Linked DNA regions of Homo sapiens: region 2 is linked to region 1. A link is a contact called in ENCODE Hi-C or POLR2A ChIA-PET data. All regions are on one chromosome and are shown on one strand. Each heading gives the region's core, a stretch centred on a gene start or an enhancer-like site at or near the end of the contact. The rest is flanking DNA. Distances are from core to core; before and after follow the strand shown. Region 1 has its middle 85 kb from the start of LINC02420. Region 2 has its middle 40 kb from the start of IFNG.

Region 1 (6,120 bases), core at 2,832-5,331:
GCTATTAAAAAACTTTAAATTGGCCAGGTGCAGTGGCTCATGCCTGTAATCTCAACACTTCAGAGGCCAATACTGGAGGATCACTTGAGGCCAGAAGTTCAAGACCAGCCTGGGCAACATAGTAAAATCCCATCGCTATAAAAAAAATTTTGAAAAATAGCAAGGCATGGTGGTGCACACCTGTAGTCTTGGCTCCTCAGGAGGCTGAGCTGAGAGGACTGTTTGAGCCCAGAAATTTGAGATTTCAGTAAGCCATGATTATACCATTGCACCCCTGGGTAACAAAATGAGACCCCATACTCTAGGGAAAAAAAACCTTTAAATTACACATGTGTATGCATCTTATTTCTATTAGCCAGCTGCCAGCTTCATGAGACCTAGGACAATTGCTGGTTATTAAGTATTGTACACATGGCTGGTAGCTAGTGGATTGGCCCTGGGGTGGCCATACCAATTGTTTACTGATGTTATTGGTTTTGGCCCTGACATCATGAGTGGTTAAATATTTTTTCTATCACCTGATTGCATTGCCATTAGCTACCACAGTGCCCACATATAGCAATAGATGGATGGATGGATGGATGAAAACACAAATGATACTTTTTCAGTATCTAAAATTTCCATGCAACTCTGACACGACAGATGATTGCATAAATCTGTCACACTATCCAAATTTTCATTCCCTGCCCTATGATCCAAAAGCCTAAACTAGAGTGATCACATTAATGTCAAAGAACAAGAAGTAAAAAAAGCCTCCTGCCCCATCTCTTGCGGGGGAGACTGAATTTCCACTTTCAAATGTAGAATCATATGAGTAACAAGATATACAAGCACAATTCATGTGAGTTTTTCTGTCTCCATTCCCAGCCTAAGCTACCGTGACAAGGCCAACTTCACACAGGGCTGAGCAACAGCTGTTTATACCGAATGACTGTAGAGCCCCAAGAGACACTTCTACCACTAAAATGCCTTTCTTTTCTTCCTTGGAGAGCTCTTCCCTGTTGACTGTAGGGGGTTGAACTGCATAACCACAAAAATTCATGTGTTAAAAGTCCTAATCCCCATTACTTCAGAATGTAAACTTGTTTGGTAATAGGGTTGTTGCAGATCTAATTAGATGAGGTCTTCCTGAAGTAGTGTGGGCCTCTAGTCCAGCAGGACTGGAGTCCTTATAAAAAGAGGAAATTTGAAGTCAGACATGCACACAAGGAGAAGACAATGTGAAGATGAAAGCAGAGGTTGGGGTGATGCAGCAAAAACCACGGAACGCCAGAGGCTGCCAGCAAACCCCCAGATGCTGGGAGGGAGGCATAGAACAGATTCTTCCTCACAGACCTCAGAAGGAACTAATCCTGCCAAAATCTTGATCTCAGATGTCTACTCTTCACAGCTGTGAGACAATAAATTTCTGATGTTAAAGTCACCCAGCTTGTGGCACTTTGTTACAGCAGCCCTAGAAAATTAATACACTTTCTTGATCTAAATCAGACTCCTAGTTCTTCCTCATACCACCTCCTTTGTGGTACTTACCAAATTTGTAAATATTTTTCCCTGTGTGTCTGTCTGTGTAATGTCTATGTCTCCATTTTTCTCCAAGCTCAATGCGACACCAGTGTCTGTTTTGTCCACCACTGTCCACCCAACATTTAGAAATGAAGAGTCCCTTCATAAGCACTTTTTGATGAATACCTGGGCTGTCCGGCCATTGGAAGCAGAAATGCAACTGTTAAAGGACCACAGGCAGCGCTCCTCAGAAAGAAAAGCCAGAATGCAGGATGGTGCACACTGACAGGCTGTCTCAGCAGCCCTCTTTCAACAAGGTAAAAGATGAAGGTGGCCGGGCACGGTGGCTCATGCCTGTAATCCCAGCACTTTGGGAGGCCGAGGCGGGCTGATCACAAGGTCAGGAGATCAAGACCATCCTGGCTAACACGGTGAAACCCCTTTCTTACTAAAAATACAAAAATTAGCCAGGCGTGGTGGCGAGCACCTGTAGTCCCAGCTACTTGGGAAGCTGAGGCAGAAGAATGACCTGAACCCTGGAGGCAGAGCTTGCAGTGAGCCAAGATCGTGCCATTGCACTCCAGCCTAGGCAACAGAGCGAGACTCTGTCTCAAAAATAACAAAGGGTGAAGGTTAGCGCTGACCTCTTTGGCACAGGCTAGTCTATTCAGTTATCTAACTGGATCAGGCAGAGATCAGGAGCCTGAAGTAAGTTCTAGAAATAGAACCCCATTCCCCTGGAGACGGCAGACCTAAAGGAAGCATCACAGCGTGCATGTATTGTTGAAGAGGCAGGAGGAGTGTTCCTCTAGAATGGCAGCAACAAGCAAGCACAAGGAACCAAGCCCTTGGCAGTGGAAGGAAACCAGCTGAAGCAAGACAAGCAGAAATGATCACAGTAGCTACCACTTATTGAGTCTCAAGTGAGTGCCATGCTGAATGCTTTTCTTACATTATTTCATTAAATCCCCATAACAGACTCACCAATAAGTACTATTATTACCATTTTACATGAAAAAACTGAAGTTGAGAGAGGTTAAGCAATTTGCTCACGGGCACACTGTTAATGAATCATAAGCTAGAATTTAAAGCCAGAGATCTGCTGTTTTGATACTTTCCTAGCTTTGCAGCCTTGCATAGAACTGGCCTTGATGACTTTCTTTCATGCTGTGATTACCAAAATCTGAAAAACCTACATGTTTTAGAAAGCATTACTTACCAATAATTGCTTACTGTCTATCTCCACCTATTAGAAAGCAAACGTCTTGAGATAGCAAATGCATACTCAAACTTATTAGGATTTCGATCCAGTGAACAGTAGGAGCTCAAAAATATTTGTATTAGGAATGAATCAAATAAGCACTTATTGACCACCTAGATGTACTTTAGAAGACATTAATGTTAAAAAAAAACTTCATATTAGAAAAAGAACCCTTACAAAACTACTGCACTAGAATGAAGCATTTATCTTTTCCACTTTTCAATTGCGAAGTACTGCAATATAGTTAAAGTTTCTGTGAATAAAAAACTATTCTGTGCTGCCCTATAGAAAGTTCCCACCCTTAGTTTTACAAACTTCCCTTCTCTGTATATTCATTTTCTTCTTCTAGCTGCTTGTGCTCAACTCTCCATTGGATTCTCTTTTGCATACCTATCCCAGTTTTGCTTGCTAAACCAGGAACTTTTTGTTTTAAGAAAATATTCAGGGGCCCAGGGGAGGGATAGCATTAAGAGAAATACCTAATGTAAATGATGAGTTTATGGGTGCAACAAACCAACATGGCACATGTAAACCTATGTAACAAACCAGCACGTTGTGCACATGTACCCCAGAACTTAAAGTATAATTTTTTAAAAAGGAAAATATTAAAGGTAATCAAACAGCAGATATTTTCAAATTAGATAACTCTAAAAGATAGCTAAACCTATTAAGATTAGGCAGCTGTTGATGATAAACCTCAGAATAACTTTCTCTCTCCCCTAATACAGAAATCAGAAATCAACTGGCAGGTGCACAAGCAAGATACCAAATTCCCGTTTCCCAGCCAAGCTCCTGTGGTGAAATTGTTCCTTGGCAAATGTCCCTTTTTTTTTTTTTTTTTTTTTTTAACTTTGCCTTAAGAGGAGGAAAAGCTGCCAAATGCCAACTTGGAGAATAGTGTACAAAATGCTAAATATAAAGAGTTGAGGAATATCAGGGGCTATTTTAAAAATTAGTCTCTAATAGAGCCTGTAGTATCCTCATATGTCTAGGAAACAGCATGGCAGTCATGTTGGTTTACACCAAAAGCAATAATTCTAGGTTCAAAAGCCCAATCTACAACAGCGCTAGTAAATCTCAGTATCTTTCAACTGAAGGCCAACCTATTTAACATTTCCTGCACTCAACAGCACAAACTCAGAAAATGAGAAGCTAAGTGGAAAAACAAGTGATCAGTGGAGTTGAAAGTACTTCTGCTCTCTCTTCAGATATGACTTGGAAGTCAAATATTACAATAAAAGAGCTCACCCAAGGCTCAAATCTTGAATAGTAACTCACGCTGGTCATAAGCTCCACAATGGGAGGCTTTGAGGGGCAAAAACGCATGCATTTTGTACCTTGATATTTATGATGTTCTATCGCCACCTCCTGGAAGAAAAGACCAAGAACGCCAAAAAAAAAAAAAAAAAAAAAAAAGGGTGCTTAGTATTAAGGCTTCCAGTGAAGATAAATTTCTTCAATTCTCAAGAAAGGTAAAGACATTCTGCAGCCGCTGACAGTTCCATTTCAGATGAATTAGCATAATGTTGGGCAAACAGCAAACCTAAAAGGCAAATGTTCAAGACTCTAGCGTCAGTTATTTGCCAGCAAAAGATAACATCAAACATATGAGTAATGAGCCTTTAAAGTTGCCAGTCCCCAGGGAAGATTTGAGTTCTCATTAGTAAAGAGATATGAGATCCCATTTTGCCAGAGTCAATAGCACCGCATGAACACAGAGAGATACTAGAAGAATAATTTCCACACTTGGCTCTGAAAATAATCATCCTTATCTTTGCATTTTAAGTCTCAGAATTTGGCAAAAGAGTTCTAAGGATTTTAAAACATTAATAACAAGACTAAGAATGTTCCCAGATGAACTCTTATTTCTCAGACTATCTTGTTGGAGTTATTTACACATATGGCACAAACAAAGCCAAATGAATTGGAATATTTGACTTTCTCTCCACAAGATCTTACCAGTCTTTGTTTCTCAAGGTTTAGTTTGCATAAGGACAAAGGAATACAGTCGAATACTTAAAAGTATTATTTTAAAACACACTTTTATCTTGATAGTTATGTCTTTTCCATCAATATCTCTATTCACTATGTGAAAAAAAAAAGTCATACAACTTCAGAGTAGAAAGCATTTCAGTCCAACCACTTCACAGTCGCAAATCACAAGCTATTCACCCAGGAGGAAGAGCTGCTAAAGTCAATTCCCACTAAATTTCACCAGGGGCAGTTTAAACCTTCTGTTCTGTCTAGACATTTTGCCCTCCTCTGCCCAAACATCCTGACTTTTAAGGAGTTTTACAGCTTAGTCAACTCACCAACATCCTGAAGTAGGCTGAGATTGCAGATTTCTTTTCTGAATACCAATTATGCTTATTTATAAAACACAGAACATGGAGCAGAGAATTTAAGATTTTAGAGCTGCAAGTCACCTTCCTTTTATAATCCACAAAAGTGATTTGCTGTGATACCTGATGGCCTCTTTTGGAAAACAGAAGGCTTGAACACAGCATTGAAATGTGTCAGACTTTCTTTTTAAAATTTTTTCAGCTTCTTTTGAGGGTATATCCTGTAAAGCACTATGAGAAACATCCGAAAGACACAATTCTTATCCCCCAAAAGCCAATTATGTTGTCTGACTTCGGTTTCCTAAGCTACCCACAAACTGAAAGGCAAGGTATGGTGGTCAAAGAGTAAAGTCGACGTCTACACAGAAGCTTCCCTCTTTCCCTCAGCTCTGCCTCTTTCCAGTGCTGCTCATGTGATATGATACTTAGTCAAGCTTACTTTTTAAGTCAGCCACTTCGTGGGAACACTTTCCGGAGTGATGGCCAGCAGAATAGCTAAACTTTGTTACTGCCAAACCTCTTCTTGAGACAGGAACTCTGCCTACACAAAGCAAAAACAATATTTCAGCATCCCACCCTCCCTTTGAACCCACATTTGGAGTCATAGTTTCAGTTTTCATAACTATCCGGAAAACTGAAATGCTTCACTGGCCCACAACCAAACTCTTGGGCTCTTTTCAAGTCTGCCATCTCCCCCTTTTCATTCCACTTCCTCCCTCACTGTGAAACCTTGCTTGCTTGGACACTCCTGTAGTTTTAGACACCTTCCTGTCGATCTTTGAGCTATTTACCAGCTGAACATTTGTATTGTTAGTGTTAAATGATAAATTCATATAGCTAAGACACTTGACCAAGATAGACCGATACTATCATTTGAGCAACTGTCTCCTGCAATCTGTCATCACAATGAGATAGCCATGTTCTAACCTATCAGTAAGATTATACAAAAGTAAACAGAGTTGTCGGTATAAAATTGATTGTCAGCCGGGCACAGTGGCTCAAGCTTGTAATCCC
Region 2 (5,968 bases), core at 1,467-3,966, 760 kb before region 1:
AACTTAATGCAGGTCTTTAACATTTATCCCTTTAAAACAGCTGACTTAGGGCCTTACCACAAACAGCTCTCCTGGTATGGAATGTTCTTCCTCCTGACCTTCCCATGGCTGTCTCTCTCTCTTTTTTTAATCATTCAGGTCTCAGTTTACATGGCATCCTTTCAGCAAGACCTTGCCTGATGATTCAATCCAATGCTGCATCCAAGTCACTCTCTGTTATACTCTGCTTCTGTTCTCATTTCTTTAGTTGCTTATCATCCATTACCCACCCCACCTCAGCCTGGCCAGCCTGCACTTATAAGAACACCTAGCACAAAATGAAAAGTCAATGAATATTTGTTGGAAGAATAAATAATAGTCATTCTTCTTTTGTTATTGAGAAAAAGTTCTTAATATTGGTTCATTCCTACAAGATGCCTTAACATCAAGGAAAAGAAGTTATTTTCACTTCCTATCAGCATTAGCCTCACATTCTTTAAAAATAGTTTTTTATTAAAGTTTTTTTTTATAGTAGCATATAGAAAGTTGAACTTTTTCAGAAGAATCATTGGATGATGTGCTTTGAGGCAGGCAGCCTAACAGATAATCTTTCTACACCCCCAGGGACAAGAACCAGGGGTTCTTCCTGCTCTTAGATAAACTATAGTGTGAGGTGAGCTATTGGGAAGAAGAAGTGAATAGAAAATAAGCAAAGGAGGCCAAATTTTTGTCACTGATTCAGTATAGCAGCTAAGGGATAGGGAGAATTGAAGAAGTCCTGAAGTTCTGGCTTAGGCCACTGGATGGATAGTGGTGTTATTTGGCAATATAAAAGCACTGTATAAAAGCAGGCAGAAGAGGAGAAGCAAGATCAGGAGAAGTGAGAAGATCCAAGCACAGTTGGGGAGAATAGGTTTGGTGCTCAGGGATGGGTCCAGACTAGACTGAAAGATCTGGGGCTTCTTCTGCAGGTGGCAGTTGAAGTTATGGGAGCAGTTAAGATCACTAAGTAGTGTCGGAGAGTGAGCAAAGAGGGGTAAGGACTGGATCTTCAGTCACAGTAACATGGAGAGTCAGGAAGATAAGAGGGGACTGGAAAGGGCTAGCCAGGGGTTTAGGGGAACCAAGAGAGTGGCATCAGAGAAGCCAAAGGAAGAGTGTATAGTCAACGATGTCAGATGCTGAAAGATGGCAAGTTCTTAGACCAGAAATGAGTCCACTGATTTGCCAATCTGTGGTCCTTGGTGACCTTTGGCAGTCACAGTTTCAGAGTTGGTGGTGGTGATGGGTGGGGGCAGAACTTAGAAAGCAGTGGGCTGAGTAAAGAAATGAAAGAAGAGAGATCTCATCTGTCTATGTTCTTTAAGATGTGGTAGTCTGTTGCACTACAGTGGAACTGCTAGGAAAGTGCTGCTTTTAGCAATCATATTATATATGCTGGTGGCTCAGTTTCAGCTTGTGGTCATCTAAGATCTTCTGACTTTTTTTTAAACCTTGGCAAGCCAGGGTCTTTCTATCTGAAATGTACATAATCGATTATTTTTAAAACCTTTAATGCAGGCCTTTAACATTTATCTCTTTCAAATAGTACCTTATTAGTGTAAGCCAAATTTTCCAAACATATTCTAAAGCTAATTTCATCATTGTTTGCTTTATAGTCCTGCCTAGGACCTTACTTTTTAAGATGCCTGGTTCTCTTCCTTAGAAACTAGGGATGGCGGTGTTCCTGTTACTATAATTTGTGCATGGAAAACTAGATTGAGCTCAATTTCATTCCTGGGAAACAACAACTTTCTTAGCTAAAATATAAACCCTAACTGGAAAGCAACTGACCAGAGGTTAAGAATTGCATTTTGAAATAGTAATTGACCACAAATCAAAAGACATGTACTATTTAATGTGCTTGATTGATTTCAAGCTTCCAAATCCTCAAAGCTAAAAACTGTCATCATAATGTACTTAGTTAATGGGTGACTGTATTTTTAGAAAAGCTTTTGACAAAAGGCTAGAAAAAGACTTAAATGCATAAACCAGGGTATTTTCTTGCCTGAGTATTCCATTAATTGAGATTTTATACTTAACACCTTTTTTTTAAGTTTTACAAAGGACCATGAAATTGTGATCCCTGTGAGGTAGATGGGCTATTTTTATTTCACTTCTAAGAAGATCAAGGTATAAGGTACCTATTTCCTCGGATGTTATGAACCCAAAGAATATAATGATGACATTTTGATTTTCCACCCAGGCCTTTTGCCATGACTTTCCCAGCACTCACGTCAGATATCTTCATTCACAATTTAAAAAGAAGAGTTATGTCTCAAGGAGAAAAATCTAGGTAGGAACAGATAGAAACAGTTTTACATAGAGCTCAGCTAATTGTGTGAAGTTGGTGGTCATGAAACTGTGGGACTCTGAATGTTGGTTACACCAAGGCGCAATGTGGGCAGAAGATGCTTCCTCCAGGCAGCTTGGGCAAACTGTTTAGTGCAACACCCTTGCTGTGTAGGCTTATTTTTAGCAGAAACAGGGACCTTGAACTCATCAGCTCATTTTGAGTTCAATATGAAATCTGAACCTAGACCCGAGAAGATGCCTACCTGTGTCCCCACCCGCCCCCTTGGTGTGCTGCCAGAAAATGTTTACTCAGAGCAGCAGCTGAAGTCTGTTTGGGAACCTGCAGCCTGTGTACATCCGACTAGTGACCAAGATGCTTGGGTGTGTGCTGACTCATTTAAGAACAACTGATTTAGAGAGCTGCTGGGGTGTGGGTGTTAGTGTGCTGTGGTTCATTTTCCAGCATGCTACCAGAAAAGCACTGGATGGAAGTGGCAAATGACAAAGTCAAAACACAGTTACTGTACTGTTCAGAATATAGACAGCAATTTCCTTTCTAAATCTGTCTTTTAGGATGCCCTAGTCATTAGCATCTGGATTTGGCAATATTTTAGAAATATTTAAATATAGCTATGTTTAATGAGCACTTACCACATGCTAGGCATTTTTCTAAATGTTTTACAGGCGTTAAATCATTTAGTTCTCATAGCCACACTCTGAGTTATCTGTTCTCATCTGTCATCATGGCCATCTTGCAGTTGGGGACAGCTGAGGCTTGGGGATATGTAATTAGCTTAAAGATACCAGAGTATCTGTGGCAGAGCATGATATAAATCTAGGTCTGACTCAATGTCAGACTCAATATGACTCAAGTCTATATTGTTAACCTGTTAAATGTTACTGAGGTTTTGGTGCTATTTAAATAGAAATAAATGGGTTGTGCTTAATGTTCAGTAAATACAATTTCTATACCACTTTCTGATTTTTTTTGTATATGGATATATATGAAATAGAAGTCAAGCGTTTGTCCATTTAATCTGAAAATGTGCACTCAATTGTGATTAGGTGTAGGAAGATGGTGCGACGATCTTTTTACACGTGATGGATTCTTAAGTCTTTTTAATTCTTTCAGGTGGCTGATCTCTGTTCAGGGATATGTCAAACAACCCTTCTTTCTCCAGCAGGCAAGAGGCAGGTCTGGGTGGGACACTCTGGGCTGGGCTGGGCCTAGCTTCTGGAAACACCCAGGGATCCCTTAAGTCATAGCCTAAGTCAGGGTCCTGGGGCCATTGAGAACTCTTCATGGTTAAGAAGGGGGGATACCTGAGGGTAAGTTAATTACTCCAATGGCATAAATCAGTGTTTCAGACATACATTTAATCATCTGTAACAACTTTTGTTGACCCTATCTTAAGGTCATTTGAATCTTTTTCCAGAAGCCTATTGCTCTTGGCAATCTGAGGGATGGGGCAGTTAGAGACAGAGGGCTTTGACCCATATGTCTCAGGCCTCATCAGCATGACTACAGAATAGAGACATTTATTTATTTATTTTGTAATTGCCTAAATTACGAAATTGTGTACTCCCCTCCTTTTCTTGCCCAAATGCTAAAAACTGGAACCCCCTACCTCAACTGCTCTCTCAGTATTCTGAGAGCTCTCAGTGTCAGGTTTCACTGTTCCTCCCTCCTCCACTCCCCAGGTCTCTGTCTTCCTCTGCGCTGTCATGACCTTCGGGGCTGGGCTGCTGTGATCATCCCTGCCACCTTCCAGAGACCACTCTCATACCCTCTGCTTGATCTCAGAAAATAGACCTCTGCCCTCCTGTTTTCCAGCTTGTCTGAACTGTATGTAGCACAGGCCCTTCCATAATTCCCCGTAATACAACTGAGGCCAACCACGTAAGTATAGGCATACTTTGTTTTATTGCGCTTCGCTTTCCTGTGTTTTGCAGATATTGTGGTTTTTACTAATTGAAGGTTTGTGGTAACCCCTTATATCCACCTGGTCTATTGGCTCTGTTTTTCCAACAGCATATGCTCACTTTGTATCTCTGTGCCACATTTTGATAATTCTCATAATGTTTCAAACCTTTTCATTATTATTATATGTGTTGTGGTGATCTGTGATCAGTGATCTTTGATGTCACTATTGTAATTGTTTTGGGGCGCCGAGATCTGTGCCCCTGTAAGACAGAGATCTTAATCGATAAATGTTGTGTGTGTTCTAACTGCTCCACCAACCAGGTGTTCCCTGTTTTTCTCCCTCTTCTTGAGCCTCCCTATTCTCTGGGACACAACAATATTGAAAGCAGGACAATTAATCACCCTACAATGTCCCGTAAGTGTTCAAGTGAAAGGAAGAGTCACATGTTTTCTCACTTTAAATCAAAAGCTAGAAATGATTAAGCTTAGTGAGAAAGGCATGTCCAAAGCCGAGATGGTCTGAAAGCCAGTCCTCTTGCACCAAACAGTTAGCCAAGTGGTGAATGCAAAGGAAAAGTTCTTGAAGGAAATTAAAAGTGTGACATCAATGAACACATTAGTGACAAGAAAGTAAAACTATCTTATTGCTGCTATGAAGAAAGTTTCAGTAGCCTGGATAGAAGACCAAACCAGCCACAACATTCTCTTAAGCTAAAGCCTAAACCAGAGCAAAATCCTAAATCTCTTCAATTCTGTGAAGGCTAAGAGAGGTGAAGAAGCTACAGAAGAAATGTTTGAAGGAAGCAGAAGTCGGTTCATGAAATTTAAGGAAAGAAGCTGTCTCTATAACACAAATGTGCAAGGTGAAGCTGCATGTACTGATGGAGAGGTTGCAGCAAGTTATGCAAAAGATGTAGCTAAGTTCAATGTTGAAGGTGGCTACACTAAACAATGGATTTTAAATGCAGATGAAATAGCCTTATATTGGAAGAATATGCCATCTAGGAGTTTCATAGCCAGAGAGGAGAAGTCAAGTCCTGGTTTCAAAGCTTTAAAGGACAGATTGACTCTCTTGTTAGGGGGGCTAATGTGGCTGTGACTTTAAGTGGAAACCCATGCTTATATATCCTTCCCAAAATCTTAAAGTCCTTAAGAATTTAACATCAGTTAAATCTACTCTGCCTGTGCTCTGTTAATGGAACAACAAAGCCTGGATAACAGCACATCTGTTTACAGCATGGTTTACTGAATATTTTAAGCCAACTGTGGAGACCTACAGCTCAGAAAAAAATATTTCTTTCAAAATGTCACTTCTCATTGACAATGCACCTAGTCACCCAAGAGCTCATGCCTTCTGTGTTAGGCTTTATTCTGCAGCCCATGGATCAAGGAGTAATTTCAACTTTCAGGTTGTATTATTTAAGAAATAAATTTTAAAAGCCTATAGCTGCCATAGATAGTGATTCCATGAATAGATCTGGGAAAAGTGAACTGAGAATCACCCGGAAAAAATTCACAATTCTGGCTGCTATTAAGAACTTTCATGATTCATGAGAGGAGTTTAAAATATAAACATTAATAGGAGTTTGGAAGAAGTTAATTCCAACCCTCGTGGATGACTTTAAGGGATTCAAGACTTTAGTGGAGAAAGTAACTGCACATGTGGTGGAAATAGCAAAAGAAGCAGAAGTGGAGCCTGAAGCTGCAAGTGAATTGCTGCAACCTCCTGAT

What was found. Hi-C counts contacts between places; a loop is a spot of excess contacts on that map. ChIA-PET counts read pairs that join two places held with the same protein, here RNA polymerase II (POLR2A). Pooled maps may share reads with other maps.
Region 2: a pooled map shows a loop between it and region 1 (2.8-fold over the local background). The contact joins two enhancer-like sites. A Hi-C loop is called at or near these places in 3 of 50 pooled maps. POLR2A ChIA-PET finds 5 or more read pairs at or near these places in 2 of 52 experiments (T-cell and WTC11).

The regions. Positions count from the first base shown.
Region 1 is chr12:67,354,037-67,360,156 of GRCh38, reverse strand. No RefSeq gene overlaps it. Among named protein-coding and RNA genes, the nearest start is that of LINC02420, 85 kb to the left of the region's middle. Within about 2 kb of position 4,081, at least 2 of the 41 ENCODE cell types and tissues checked have a DNase peak (open chromatin) inside an H3K27ac peak, as active enhancers do.
Region 2 is chr12:68,116,604-68,122,571 of GRCh38, reverse strand. No RefSeq gene overlaps it. Among named protein-coding and RNA genes, the nearest start is that of IFNG, 40 kb to the left of the region's middle. Within about 2 kb of position 2,716, at least 2 of the 41 ENCODE cell types and tissues checked have a DNase peak (open chromatin) inside an H3K27ac peak, as active enhancers do.